4 separate regions of the Homo sapiens genome follow, and all the other regions are linked to region 4. A link is a contact called in ENCODE Hi-C or POLR2A ChIA-PET data. All regions are on one chromosome and are shown on one strand. Each heading gives the region's core, a stretch centred on a gene start or an enhancer-like site at or near the end of the contact. The rest is flanking DNA. Distances are from core to core; before and after follow the strand shown.

Region 1 (3,317 bases), core at 598-3,097, 2.8 Mb before region 4:
GGGTTTTATTTCTTCTTCTTTTTTTAAAGACAAGTTCTCACTCTGTCGCCCAGCCTGGAGTGCAGTGGTGCGATCACTGCTTACTGCAGCCTCAGCCTCCTGGGTAGCTGGGACTACAGACATGCACCACCATGCCTGGCTAATTTTTTTTTTTTTTTTTTTTTTTTTTTTTTTGAGACGGAATCTCGCTCTGTCGCCCAGGCTGGAGTGCAGTGGTGTGACCTTGGCTCACTGCAGCCTCCGCCTCCCGGGTTCAAGCGATTCTCTTGCCTCAGCCTACTGAGTAGCTGGGACTACAGGTGTGTGCCACCACACCCGGCTAATTTTTGTATTTTTAGTAGAGATGGGGTCACCACATTGTCCAGAATGGTGTCGATCTCCTGACCTCGTGATCTGCCCGCCTCAGCCTCCCAAAGTGCTGGGATTACAGGCGTGAGCCAGTGCACCTGGGCTAATTTTTTTTTTTTTTTAAAGGGATGGAGTCTCACCATGTTGCCCAGACTGGTCTCGAATTCCTGGACTTAAGTGATCTTCCTGCCTCGGCCTCCCAAAATGTTGGGATTACAGGCATAAGCCACTGCTCCCGGCCATGGACCCTTTACATAACATAAAAAATTCAAGTTTCCCTTGTCAGAGTCCCTTTCCCAACTCCTCCTGCCCAGGGCTAAGTAAGCCCTGTTAATAGGGTTTCCAAAGAAACTATGGGATGCCCGGTTGAATTTGAATTTCAGATAAACAACAAATTTTTTAAGTATAAGCACATCTCTTAACTATTAGCAGTCTGGCACATATCATTCCAGGCCTTTCTCTGTGAAGACATGTACTTTTTTTTGAGACGGAGTCTCGCTCTGTTGCCCAGGCTAGAGTGCAGTGGTGCAATCTTGGCTCACTGCAGCCTCCGCCTCCTAGGTTCAAGCGATTCTCCTGCCTCAGCCTCGGAGTAGCTGTGACTACAGGCACACGCCACCATGCCCGGCTAATTTTTGTATTTTGAGTAGAGACGGGGTTCTGCCATGTTGGTCAGGCTGGTCTCAAACTCCTGACCTCAGGTGATCCGCCCGCCTCACACATTTTTTTTGGTATGGTTTGTATCTGACACCGTCTGCAGCTTGCTTTTCCTCTCCGGGGTATCACCGGGGCCACTGTGTTTATTAGAGCAGGCTGTGAGGTTGTGGACTCCATCTGGATTAGGATCCTTGCCCCGCTGTTTGTTAACTGTGTGATCTTGAGCAGGTTACCCCACCTCTCTGAGCCTCCGTGTCCTCATCTGTACAACGTGGAGGATACGGGTAGCTTTGTTATTTCCTGTATTTGTTGATCTTGTCTCTTTTGAAAGCTGCATAGAATGGAGAGGCCGTGGTGGCTTTAACCAGTCCTCCGTGATGGGCGCCAGGACTGCTGCCTGTTTATTGCTCTTTCAAAGGAGGCAGTGGAAGGGGGTCGAGCAGGAACCGGGCACATAATCCTAAGACTTAGTTTGCTTTAAAAAAAAAAAAAAAATGAAGGGTGTTTGTCTCCCTGGAAACCACTTGCTAATCTCCAGGATATCGTCTCTTTTTCAGGCGAAGGAGGTGGAGGAGACCATCGAGGGCATGCTCCTCAGGCTGGAAGAGTTTTGCAGCCTGGCTGACCTGGTGAGTGGCTGCCTGGAAGGCGTGGGTTTAGGCCCAGGCCAGACTTCAGGCCCTTGCTGGAGTTTTCTGCGGAAGCCATTTTGGTGGTGAGTTAGCAACCAGGAGGAATGGGGCAGCGGCCAGCGCTGAGAGGAAAGCCACGTGCAAACACTCCCTCCTCTCTCTCTCTCTCGCTCTCTCTCTCTCACTCAACCCCAAGTGCTTCCTGAGGCGGCCATCTTGATCTCGTCCTTCCCTCGAGATGGTTTTTATTCCGCAGAGGAGCCAGGAGTGGACCACAAGGTGGCACTCTCGGGCACCGATGCAGGGAGCCGTTCAGCGGGGACGCTAGACTATATTTAACTTTCCTCAGCTCTGCACCGTCCCCTGTGCAAACATGGAGACAGCCAGGAAATGGCTTCAGGCCTGCGAGGCCTAGGAGGAGCCTCTTGCCCAGGCCACAGCCCGTGGTGGAGTTGGGCATCGAGTTCCTTCCTGAATCCTTCTGTTCTCTCTGCTTTTACCTCCTACTCTGTCTGGTTGGCCCAAATCTACTAGCCTGGCTGAGGAGGAAGATGGAAGACAATGGCCCAGAAGACAAAGCCTCCCACGCCAGAGTCTCTAGAAATCGCCTCTAGAGGCTGGGTGCAGTGGCTCACACCTGTAATCCCAGCACTTTGGGAGGCCAAAGCGGGCAGATCACTTGAGGTCAGGAGTTCAAGACCAGCCTGACCAACATGGTGAAACCCTGCCTCTACCAAAAATACAAAAATTAGCCGGGTGTGGTGGCAGGCGCCTGTAATCTTAGCTACTCAGGAGGCTGAGGCAGGAGAATTGCTTGAACCCGGAAGGTGGAGGTTGCAGTGAGCTGAGATTGCGCCACTGCACTCCAGCCTGGGTGATAGATCAAGATTGTGTCTCAAAAAAAAAAGAAAAGAAAAAGAAATTGCTTCTAGATCCCAGTGTTCCTAGGATTGCTGCCAGCCAGGTGTGGAGCCCCCAGGAGTGCTGATAGAATTTTCTAGAAGCTCCCAAGCTTATTAGAGGCAAACCAGTAACCTGGGCTTGAGGTGTCTGCCTGGAGGCCCAAAGGGTAGAGCTCCATATTGTGACCAGGCCCTGTGTCTCCCCAGAGTGGAGGAAGCCTGGCCACCTGGGCCCAGTGGTGTGCGTTTATGTCCCTGAGAAGCACCGTGTCCGGACCCTGAGAGTGTTTGTGAGAACCCAAGGGAGTAACAGTAACAGCAGCCCCAGATGTTCATTGAACGCCTTTCTTTGTGCCCGGCACAAAGCCACCCTAGACAGCAGGCACTGAGTCATCCCTACCTATTCAGCGGACCTCGGCCCAGCCTCTAGGGTCACAGCAGAAATCCCAAGAGGACCTATATGGTTTCTTCTCTTGAGTCAATTTTTACGTTCAGATGTGGGTCCAGGTGGGAGCTAGGTAACAAGACAGGCTTTTAACAGCCTGGATTGTCCTTTCTTTACCACCACGCATTGGACTCTTTCTTTCTCTTTCTGTCTTTGTCTTTCTGTCTTTCCGTCTTTCTGTCTTTCCGTCTTTCCCTCCGTCCCTCCCTTCCTTCCTTCCTTTCTTCCTTCCTTTCGAGATAGAGTCTCGCTCTGTCCCCCAGGCTGGAGTGCCGTGATGCAATCTCGGCTCACTGCAACCTCTGCCTCCCGGGTTCAAGTGATTCTCCTGCC
Region 2 (3,094 bases), core at 508-3,007, 2.8 Mb before region 4:
TGGACAGATTTGGAAGTGGGAATTGTGCAGTGATGGACTACACAAAAGGCAGGTCAAACATGTGTTGTTTAGGCCCCTACCTAGGGTGGCCAACTACAATATAAATTCAGATTTAATGGAGAGGAAGGTGTGGGACGTCCTATATATTTATTTGCACCCTTGATACCAGCCCCTCCTTTTTAAAAAACAACAACAACAACAAAAGACAGAGTTTCACTGTGTCACACAGGCTGGAGTGCAGTGGTGCGATCATAACTCGCGGTAGCCTTGAACTCCTGGCCTCAAACAATCCTCCTGCATCTGCCTCTCCAGTAGCTAGGACTACAGTTGTGCCCCACCACATCCTGCAATTTTAATTTTTTTTTTTCTTTTAGAGAGATGGAGTCTCCTTATGTTTGCCCAAGCAGCTCAGCCTTTTTTTTTTTTTTTTTTTGTGAGGCGATTTAACATTTAAAGAAAAGTCAGCAGGCAGGGGGCGCTGGCCCACGCCTGTAATCCTAGCACTTTGGGAGGCCGAGGCAGGTGGCTCACCTGAGGTCAGGAGTTCGAGAGCAGCCTGGCCAACATGGCGAAACCCCGTCTCTACTAAAAAATACAAAAATTAGAATTAGTCGGGCGTGGTGACAGGCGCCTGTAATCCCAGCTACTCGGGAGGCTGAGGGAGGGGGAGAATTGCTTGAACCCGGAATGTGGAAGTTACAGTGAGCCGAAATCGCACCACTGCACTCCAGCCTGGGCGACAGAGCGAGACTCCGTCTCCAAAAAAAAAAAATTAATTAATTAAAAATAAAAATAAGTCATCAAACGAAAAATCAAAACTTCAGACTTGTCTTATACCTATTTGCCTTTTAGTACTTTCCTCATTAGCACTGTTGGGGTGGGAGATGAGGCGCACCTCGCTCTCTTCAGCCCCAAGGCTTGTAAAGGGTCTATCTAGGCCGGCCTCCGAGGGCATGGAGGGAGTGGGTGCGGTTGTGAAATGTAGTGCGCTCAATAGTTTCCTGGTGAAGTTTATTTTAAAATCCGCACCGAAGAGGAAGACGAGGACCGTCACACTCGGCCTTCCCTAAATTCCAGGACCCTCCGCCCGATGCAAACTAGATGCTTTAGTAGGATGGGAACGGGTGGGGGGCGGGCGGCTTTGGGCTTCCTCTAAGCTAGCGCCTCTCTAACCCGGACGCCCGTTAGAATCACCCGGGGAGTTTTAGAAACTACCGATGCCCAAGCCCCACTCCGAAGGATTCCAACTTAATCGGCCTGGTGCGAGGCCTGGCTTCCGGGCTTTTAAAAGCTTCCCGGGGATTCTATTTTACGGCCGGGTCCGGGGCCGGGAGCCTGTACTCTACCGGGATTCCGATGGGGAGGGGTGGCTTGCCCCAATAGTTCTCAAATTTAGCTTTGGGTCAACAATCTGGTTGGAACCACCTAACAAACATCAAAAGATCCTGATGCCCAGGTCTTAACCCAGAGACGGTGTGGTCCAGGCTTGGGAAATTCTAAAAGAGCTCCAGGTGACTGCCATCTGCAAGCGAGTTTGCAAAGCACTGATGCCCAGGTGCTGCGGGGGCGGGCGCAGCGCGCGCCGCTCGCCACTGGGTGGCGCTGCCCGCTCGGCCCGGCGCTCCTGGAGCTGCGAGCCGCGACCGCCGGGAGCGCACCTGCCCCGCCTCCGCCAGGCGGTCCGCGGGGCATGCAGCGGACCGGGGGCGGGGCTCCGAGGCCCGGGCGCAACCACGGGCTCCCAGGCAGCCTCCGCCAGCCGGACCCCGTCGCCCTCCTGATGCTGCTCGTGGACGCTGATCAGCCGGAGCCCATGCGCAGCGGGGCGCGCGAGCTCGCGCTCTTCCTGACCCCCGAGCCTGGGGCCGAGGTAGGGGACGGGGCTGTGGAGTTGGAGGAGAGGGTTCTCGCGGTTAGGGGTCCGGGCTCCGGACCCTCGGCTTCCCCGGAGCATCCTCTCGCTCCCGGAGTGGGGGGCCCGGGGATTCCCCCCTTCCTGAAGGGTGGCTGCGGGGCGCCACGCAGAGATGTGCAGCGGGTCGTCCCTGCTCGCTCCTCCGGGCGACACCGGGCCCCGGAGGCCCAGGCTCGCTTTCCCTCCCCACCCGGGTCCCCCAGCATCCGCCGGGTCCTCAGGCGCCGCCCTTTGCCAGGCCGGCCCTGGGAGAGGCGGACCCCGGGACCTCTGCTGCCCCGGCTACCTCCGAGCGGTGCCCGGGCCGAGCGGCGCCTCAGGCTGCGGCTGTGCGGGCCGCGCTGCGCTGCTGCAGCTCGGAGCGAAAACACCACGCCTCTGTCTGCGCTTTCTATTTTAAAAGCACCAAGTGAAAAGCAGATCTAAAACGAGACCCTCTACCTTCCGGCTGGAGGCATCTGTCGACGCTGTTGTGAAAAAGTTATTTGTCTGAGTTCACTAGGAGTTATTTACGGTCAGAAATTCAACCCATTCTCTTTTTAAACCACAAAAGCAGTACAGGAGTATTTAACATAAAGGCTATGCACCCCTTTCTCTTTTCTCTCCCACCCCAATTCTAGTTTTCTTAGAAAACCAGCATTAACTGTTTGGTATAAATCATTCCGGACATTTAAAATGCATTTACAAATGTAGATATCTGTATCTGCCTAGGCAGAGTATTGGCTCATGCCAGTGGTCCCAGCATTCTGGGAGGCTGAGGCAGGAGGATTGCTTGGGATGGGGATAGGGGACGGGGAAGAGTGAGGCTGCAGTGAGGCTTGATCATGCCACTGCACTCCAGCCTGGGCGACAGAGTGAGACATTTAAAAAAAAATCTATCTCGCCAGGCCTGGTGGCTCACGCTTGTAATCCCAGCACTACTGGGAGGCCGAGACGGGTGGATCACCTGAGGTCAGGAGCTCGAGACCAGCCTGACCAACATGGTGAAACCCCGTCTCTACTAAAAATACAAAAATTAGCCGGGTGTGTAATCCCAGCTACTTGGGAGGCTGAGGCAGGAGGATCGCTTGAACCTGGGAGGCGGAGGCTGCAGTGAGCTGAGATCAGCCATTGCATTCCAGCCTGGGCAACAAGAGCAAAACTCCCTCTCAAAAAAAAAAACCATAAAATATCTTTCCA
Region 3 (3,067 bases), core at 339-2,838, 2.1 Mb before region 4:
AGAGGACACCGATGGAAGCGAAAACTTCATTATCTGCCTAACACAGTGTTTGTGGGAAACATCAGGCCACCAAGCCTCCTTGACAGGCTTCCTCCACGAGCCAGTCAGCACAAGCCCTTCCTACACACTAGATGGAGGCAAGCCCAGAGTGCGTCTGGAAGCTACTAACAGGCCTGCCACTGAGCCTTCAACAAGCATTGGCTGGGCTGGGCTGGGCTGTCAAAATCAGGAAGCCTGGTTGGGTTTTTTGTTTTTTCCAAGACAACCTGCTAACCAGAAATACACAGTGAGGTTGGGCGTGTGGCCGCTTCCCCCTCCTCCTCCTCCTCCCTCTAACGAATGCTCCTGTTAAACACGTGAAGTGACAGATAAGCATTGGGCCCAGCCCGGGGAAGTCCCCAGCCCCCAGCAACTGAGGGCAGTTGGAGGCACAGAGTGACAAAGTTCAGGCAGAAAGAGCCTGTGTCCTTCTGAATCCATGCTGCAGCTGCCCCTCACCCTACCCCATCCCACCACATCCATTAGGACTAAGCGTAGAAGATCACTTAATATAGCTCAGACCAATCCTCTTGTGAGTGGTAAGTGATGGGTTCAGCAGCAGAACCCAGGGAGGAAATGGGCCGGCCTTATAATACCAAAGGTTTTAACCCTCTCCAGCATCAGACAGACAACCTCTTCCTCAGTTTCAACACAAAGTCCCCGTCAACCACTGCTCACAGGAGGTGATGGGAGCTGCGTGGCCTCACTTCAGTGCCTGGAGGGAAGGAGCGGCCTCCTACCCTTGATAACTGGGTTCAGCTGCACCCCCCTTCCTTCTTTTTTTGGCAACTCCTCCCTGCTAACTCCATTCTTCGCTTCCTCACCTCCTCCCTCCAAAGGCACAGAAATCATGTCCCTTGCCCTTTGACAGCCCAGTCCCAGGCAAGAGGCCAGCAGACAGCACCCGCCCCCCAGCCTTGGGACCTGCCTGCCACCTTTTGTTTTGCTGAGAGTGACCCTCAGGGAGCAGTCATGAGCAACCAGAAACTGGTGCCCCTAAGGGGCAAGAGGGAGCCGACCGCCCCCTAAGGGTGGCAGGGGCCACTGACGCCTCCCCTCCCTGGCACCTGGGTAGGGGCACCCTCCCTCCAGGCCCCTTAGGAAGGGGGACGGCTGGAGCCAAGAGGACTCCTGTGCCCAGTCCCCAGGCCTGAGCCCCTGGCGGGCTCAGGGGCCAGGCCAGGGGTAGCCTCCACCGACCTTCGTTCGGATTCAAATACTCATAGTCGAAGAGGATGGAGAAGTCAAGCTCGTCTTGGGGGCTGCCCCCAGGCTCGTGGCCTGGGGCGTCCCCGCCGTCGGGTTGGGGCTGCCGCTCGGGGGCGTTCATGGCGCGCAGGGCGGGAAGGCTGCGGGGCCGGGGGCGAGGGCGGGCGCGGCTGGCTCTGGGACCCCTCGCAGTGGGGCTGGCGGAGGCGGCTCGAGCGGCGGGGTCCCTTTCCTCGTAGGGACGCACGCCGGGTCCGGGGACGGCGCGCCTGGCGCAGCGGGTCCTGGACGCGCCCGGGGAAGCTGAGCGGCGGCGGCGACGGCGGCGCGAGCTTCCTGCTCCGGAGGCACCTGTTGCAGCCCGGGGAGGCGGGGGGGGGGGGGGCGTGGAGGCGGGGACAGGGCGGCCAGGCCGGCGGGGGCGGGGCCGCCACCAGGGGACCGGAGGGGAGGGGCGCGCGGCCTGGGCTGGCCGGTGCCGGGAGGAAGGAGGCTGTCCGCGGACCTGACCACACTGTCCCGGGCCACCGCTGGGCGCTGGGGCGGCCGCTGTCTCCCACCCTCCACGGGTGAGTGCGACACGCGCTGCGCGAACCAGGGTCTAGACAAGAAAGCTGCCGCCACTAGGACTTTTGCCCTAAGGGACCCACTGGCCCCACACTTTTTCCTGCTTTTCTTCTCCATGGGGTGGAAGGGGGTATCCACCCCCTTCTATTGCAGACCCGTGTCTCCAGGCGTCTCCGTGTGCCCACGGGGGCGGCATGATTTTCACAGTACTTCAGACACCTGCATGGCCCTGAACTCAACTCCCCAGCGCCTAGGAAGGAATCGGACTGACAGCACTAGTCCCCCCCGTTACAGCTATGCCTCCTGGCCACCTACCACGTGCCAGGTGCTGGGCACCCAGCCGGAGCCAGACACTGTTGCCCTCGGAAGCTCAGGCTCTGGTAGTGGGAGAGGCCTGAAGGAGAGAAACAGGACAAAAAGCATCTGCTTATGGGGCCAGGAGAGAACTCACCAGGGTATGGGATAAAGGTTGGGGTGGCTTTAGTCCCTTGGGTGGTCAAGGAGGACCTCTCTGAGGAGGTGACATTTGAAGAAACCTGATTGATGAGGCGATCTTGGGGAAGTGTGTTCTGGCAGTGAGAACCAAAACACAGAGCCAGAGCTCGAAGGGGCTGGGTGTGCTGGAGGGAGAACGAGGAGTACAGTTCTGATGGGGCGGTTGGCAAGTGACAAACACGCCTGGCTGCTTGTTTAAAGCATGATTCCCAGGCCCCTCCCTGGAGCTTCTGATTCCATAAGTCTGAATACAGACTCGTGAATGTGTATTTTTAATTAAGCACCCAACGTGAGCATTAATGAACAGGTACATTTGGCAAACACTGCATAAGGACCCAGTAACTAAAGAACACCCTCCAATAAAACTCTGCCAGGGGGCTCCACCAACTTAGCTGAAGTTGGAAACAGACTCACAGAGGTAGAAAAGATCAAAACAGTGGTCTTCAACCCTTCCCACATATTAGAATCACCTGGGACACCTTTTTAAACTCCCGTGCTGGGCTGCAATCCAAACCCACTGAAGCAGAATTCCTAATTTTTTTTTTTTTTTTTTTTTTTTTTTTTGGAGACGGAGTCTCGCTCTGTCGCCCAGGCTGGAGTGCAGTGGCGCGATCTTGGCTCATTGCAAGCTCTGCCTTCTGGGTTCACGCCATTCTCCTGCCTCAGCCTCCCGAGTAGCTGGGACTACAGGCGCCAGCCACCATGCCTGGCTACTTTTTTGTATTTTTAGTAGAGATGGGGTTTCACTGTGTTAGCC
Region 4 (3,261 bases), core at 699-3,198:
GGAAAGAAGTACAGTAAAATAAGAACATTGTAAATCTCCTTCTTGACATATACAAAAGAGAAGGTAAAAGGCCTCCTAAGACCCCTACCTAGTGGCCAGGCCTGGACGGCAGCTGTTGCTACCTCGCCTTTTCTTTTGTTGAGCTTAATCTCATGTCAAGTCATTCAACCAACTCAAAAGCAATGAAGACATAATTGAATCAACCTGAACTAAATCAGACCTAGGCTTCTTAAAACATACAGCTTAATGCTTCCAAACGATCTAGAAAACTGAAAAACCTAGCTACGCTGTAGGACACACAGTGGCCAATAATACAGGACCCCCAAACTGGCCAGTGGACCACTGCAACCGCCATTTACTTTCTCCGTGTTTAGGAATGTTCAACGCTCCAAGCCCCATAGACTGATTCAGGAAGATAAACTGAGGCTCAAGGAATTTCGAGGTAGAACAATACACCAAAGCCTTAAACCTGAAATGACTACCCTTTTCTGGGGGGTGGGGGGAAAGAAAAAGAAAAAAAAGTTTCTGGGGCTCTCAGGGCGGCCCAGATGCCAGGGTCCCAGAAGTGGCCTTTTCTAGCTCCTGTAACTAAACCTGGCGGAAAACTCCCTGCCTGCTCACCCCACCCCCACCCGCCCAAGAAAGCGCCTTCCCGTCTTCGGTGGCCCTACCCAGAATCCCAAAATGTGGGTTCCAACCCGGGCCCTGAACATCTTCTCAAACTCCCGGGACCCAGGTTCCGGCGCGCGCCCCGCGTGCCGGGTCTTGCCCCTCGGGCGGGACCGCCCAGGCAGCCCCAAATCCAGCCTCCCGGGCCCCCAGCAGCGCCCTCCGCCTCTCCACCATCCCGTCCGGCTCGCAGTCGGGGCCAAATCGAGAGACAAGAGGGCTGTGCCTGAAACTGAGCGGTTTCACCACTCGGCACCTCCTGGCAGAAACTTCCCTTAAAAAAAAAAAAAAAGAAAAGAAAAAAAAAAGCAGCAGCACTTTTGGGCTAGCATTTCAATCCTTCCTGCCCTTTAGAGTTCCCAGTTCTGCTTCCAGCTGGCTTTGGGTGTTCCACTAGAATTGAGTTGTAAAGATATTCTTTAAGTGTTTATAGAACATTAAGACTTAAAAAAATCTTTAAAATTAGAGGAGGGAAAAAAAAAGCCACCTTATCGCACACATCCAGGAAACGCAGCCCCGTGCATCCCTGTTCAGGGATGAGCAGGCGCCCCAAGACTCCCGGGGACAGATTTTTGGGCACCCGAGGGAGTCACGGGGCGCGCGTCGGGGTCCGCGGCGAGGCCCAGCCCCTCCCGCGGTCCCTTAGAGGCGCCCTCCGCCCGGCCCGAGTGGACCGTCCCGGCCATTGTTTACGGGGGGATGCCCGTCCGGACGCATTGTTTTGGCCGCTTCCAACTTGCCCCGGCCCTTCCCCGGGCATCGCGGGGGGACCCTACGCCGACGTTCCCCCTCCGCCCGCGCCCCAAGGGCCAACTGGGCAAATTGGGAGACCCGCCCCGCGGGGCGACCCAACTTTTCGGAACAGCCCCCCACCGCCCACCCCCGCAGACCCCCGCTCCCGGCGGAGATTCAGGGAACCCCGCACCCCAAGCCCCTCTGAATCGTGCGGCGTGAGTGTGACGGCCAAGAGCGGATGCAGCCCGGGATCGCCCGCACCTTCCCGCGGGCGGAAGCGCAGGAGCCGGCTGGGGAGGGGGCGCCCTAGAGGAGCGGATAGAAAGCTGAGACGGGGAACTGAGGTCATCCTGGGGGGGGACAAGACAACGAGAGCCGGGCGCCTCGGGGGCGGCGCGGGAGCCTCCGCAGGACCGGGCGGGCGCCCCGGCTGGCGCGGGCGGGGGGCGCGCCCCCTTTACCTGCGGCTCCGGCTCCTCGGCCATTTCCTCGCGCGGCGGCGGCCGGGACTGAGCTGACACCACTCGGGCCGGCCGGGTTTGAATGAGGAGGAGCGGGCGCGGAGGGGAGGGGGCGGGGAGGGCGGAGGGAGGGAGGGAGGCGTCGCGGAGTTTCTCTCAGCCTTTTGTGCGGACACCTCCCGGATTCCGCGCCCGCACCCGGCCCCCCAAAAGACACGGGGAGCCGCGGGCGAGGGGTGCAGCCATCCGCCGAGGAGCCTAGTGCCTTCGCGCCTCCAAGACCCCCCCCCAACAAAAAAGGAGCGTCCCCCACCCCCACCCCCGCCCGGAGAATATAGGGGCCGGGCTCACCTCGGGCGCGGGGCTAAGGTGAGCGGGGCGGGGGTGCGCACGGGGGCAAAGGCGCGGGCGCCCCCTACTCGTCCGCGCGGGGACAGTGCAGGCGCGGGGGGTCCCTAGAGCCGCCGGGGCGCGGCGCGTCCGGCGCTGGGGGACTGTTGGGTCAGAAAGTGTTCAGGGAGCAGCTGTTGCGCCCTCCCTCGGCCCCGCCGCTCGGAGACGCCCCGCCCCCTGCCTTCACCGGCCGCCCCGCCCCCTGCCTTCACCGGCCGCCCGGCCACGCCCCACACCGCCCCGGCCCCGCCCCAGCGCCCACGTGACTAGCATAGGCGCGCCCCTGCTCCGCCCCCCGCCGCCGACTCCGCCTCCGGGACGGGAGCGAGCGGCGAGCGCGCGCACTCCCAGTTCTCGCTCGGCGACTCCCGCGCACGCGCGCGCCGTGCCACCCTCCCCGCGCCCCCCGCCCCGCACCCCTCCTCCCGCCATCCGGCTTAACGTGGCGGGCGCGCGCCGCGGCGGTAGCCGTGACAGGTACCCGGGGAGGCCGGAGGGAGGGGGCCGCGAGGGTGTGCGCAGGCGCAGATCCGGCCCTGTCCCCGCCGCCCCCTCCTCTGCAAGGTGTGCGCGGGCGAGGGGAGGGGCCCGCGGCCCGAACCCCTGGGTCACCCCGAATTACAAACAAAAACCTTAACGCCGTTGCTCGCGGGTTAGAAGGCAGCTGTGCGCGAAAAACACCAAAGATTTTCTTCAAGCTTGAGGAAGGTCGAGAAGATAAACAGTTTTTAAATGAGTATCTTCAGAAAGCTATTTAATTGTTGTGATTTTTTTTTTTCTGAAAGGGCTGGGCTTGCGCTATTCTAACTTGAGATTTCTAAACTTAGCCTAGGTTCCAAGAATCTACTTGGTTTTGATAGAAATCCATTTGGAGGAAACCGGGGACAAAAAAAGGGACAAAAAAAAAAAAAAAAAAACCGCTACCCTTTCCCCTCCTCCCTACGCACAACTCATTTAAAGCGTTTCCCAAATGTTTTCTTTCCTTACTGAAAAAAAGGACAAA

The links. A loop is a pair of places that touch in the nucleus more often than their neighbours do. ChIA-PET counts read pairs that join two places held with the same protein, here RNA polymerase II (POLR2A). Pooled maps may share reads with other maps.
Region 1: a loop to region 4 is called in a map with no recorded cell type, with 6 times the contacts of the local background. The contact joins the enhancer-like site here to the promoter of ZNF217 in region 4. A Hi-C loop is called at or near these places in 3 of 37 single-sample maps with no recorded cell type and 2 of 50 pooled maps. POLR2A ChIA-PET finds 5 or more read pairs at or near these places in 1 of 52 experiments (activated B cell).
Region 2: a map with no recorded cell type shows a loop between it and region 4 (7-fold over the local background). The contact joins the promoter of BCAS4 here to the promoter of ZNF217 in region 4. A Hi-C loop is called at or near these places in 2 of 37 single-sample maps with no recorded cell type and 3 of 50 pooled maps. POLR2A ChIA-PET finds 5 or more read pairs at or near these places in 1 of 52 experiments (activated B cell).
Region 3: a pooled map shows a loop between it and region 4 (5-fold over the local background). The contact joins the promoter of NFATC2 here to the promoter of ZNF217 in region 4. A Hi-C loop is called at or near these places in 5 of 50 pooled maps. POLR2A ChIA-PET finds 5 or more read pairs at or near these places in 2 of 52 experiments (BJ and activated CD8-positive, alpha-beta memory T cell).

Annotation. Positions count from the first base shown.
Region 1 is chr20:50,816,649-50,819,965 of GRCh38, forward strand. BCAS4 (breast carcinoma amplified sequence 4) reads left to right here. Exons shown (of 5, transcript NM_198799.4): 2 at 1,563-1,634. Among named protein-coding and RNA genes, the nearest start is that of BCAS4, 23 kb to the left of the region's middle. RefSeq lists enhancers at 2,078-2,127, 2,138-2,187, 2,675-2,724. Within about 2 kb of position 1,848, at least 22 of the 41 ENCODE cell types and tissues checked have a DNase peak (open chromatin) inside an H3K27ac peak, as active enhancers do.
Region 2 is chr20:50,793,304-50,796,397 of GRCh38, forward strand. BCAS4 (breast carcinoma amplified sequence 4) reads left to right here and starts at 1,758. Exons shown (of 5, transcript NM_198799.4): 1 at 1,758-1,870. The coding sequence starts at 1,781. RefSeq lists a silencer at 1,491-2,310.
Region 3 is chr20:51,541,131-51,544,197 of GRCh38, forward strand. NFATC2 (nuclear factor of activated T cells 2) reads right to left here and starts at 1,589. Exons shown (of 11, transcript NM_012340.5): 1 at 1,240-1,589. The coding sequence starts at 1,369. RefSeq lists an enhancer at 1-559 and silencers at 1,324-1,433, 1,444-1,603.
Region 4 is chr20:53,591,891-53,595,151 of GRCh38, forward strand. It overlaps ZNF217 (zinc finger protein 217), which reads right to left and starts at 1,949. Exons shown (of 6, transcript NM_006526.3): 1 at 1,866-1,949. RefSeq lists silencers at 660-899, 1,320-1,469, 1,960-2,039, 2,130-2,969.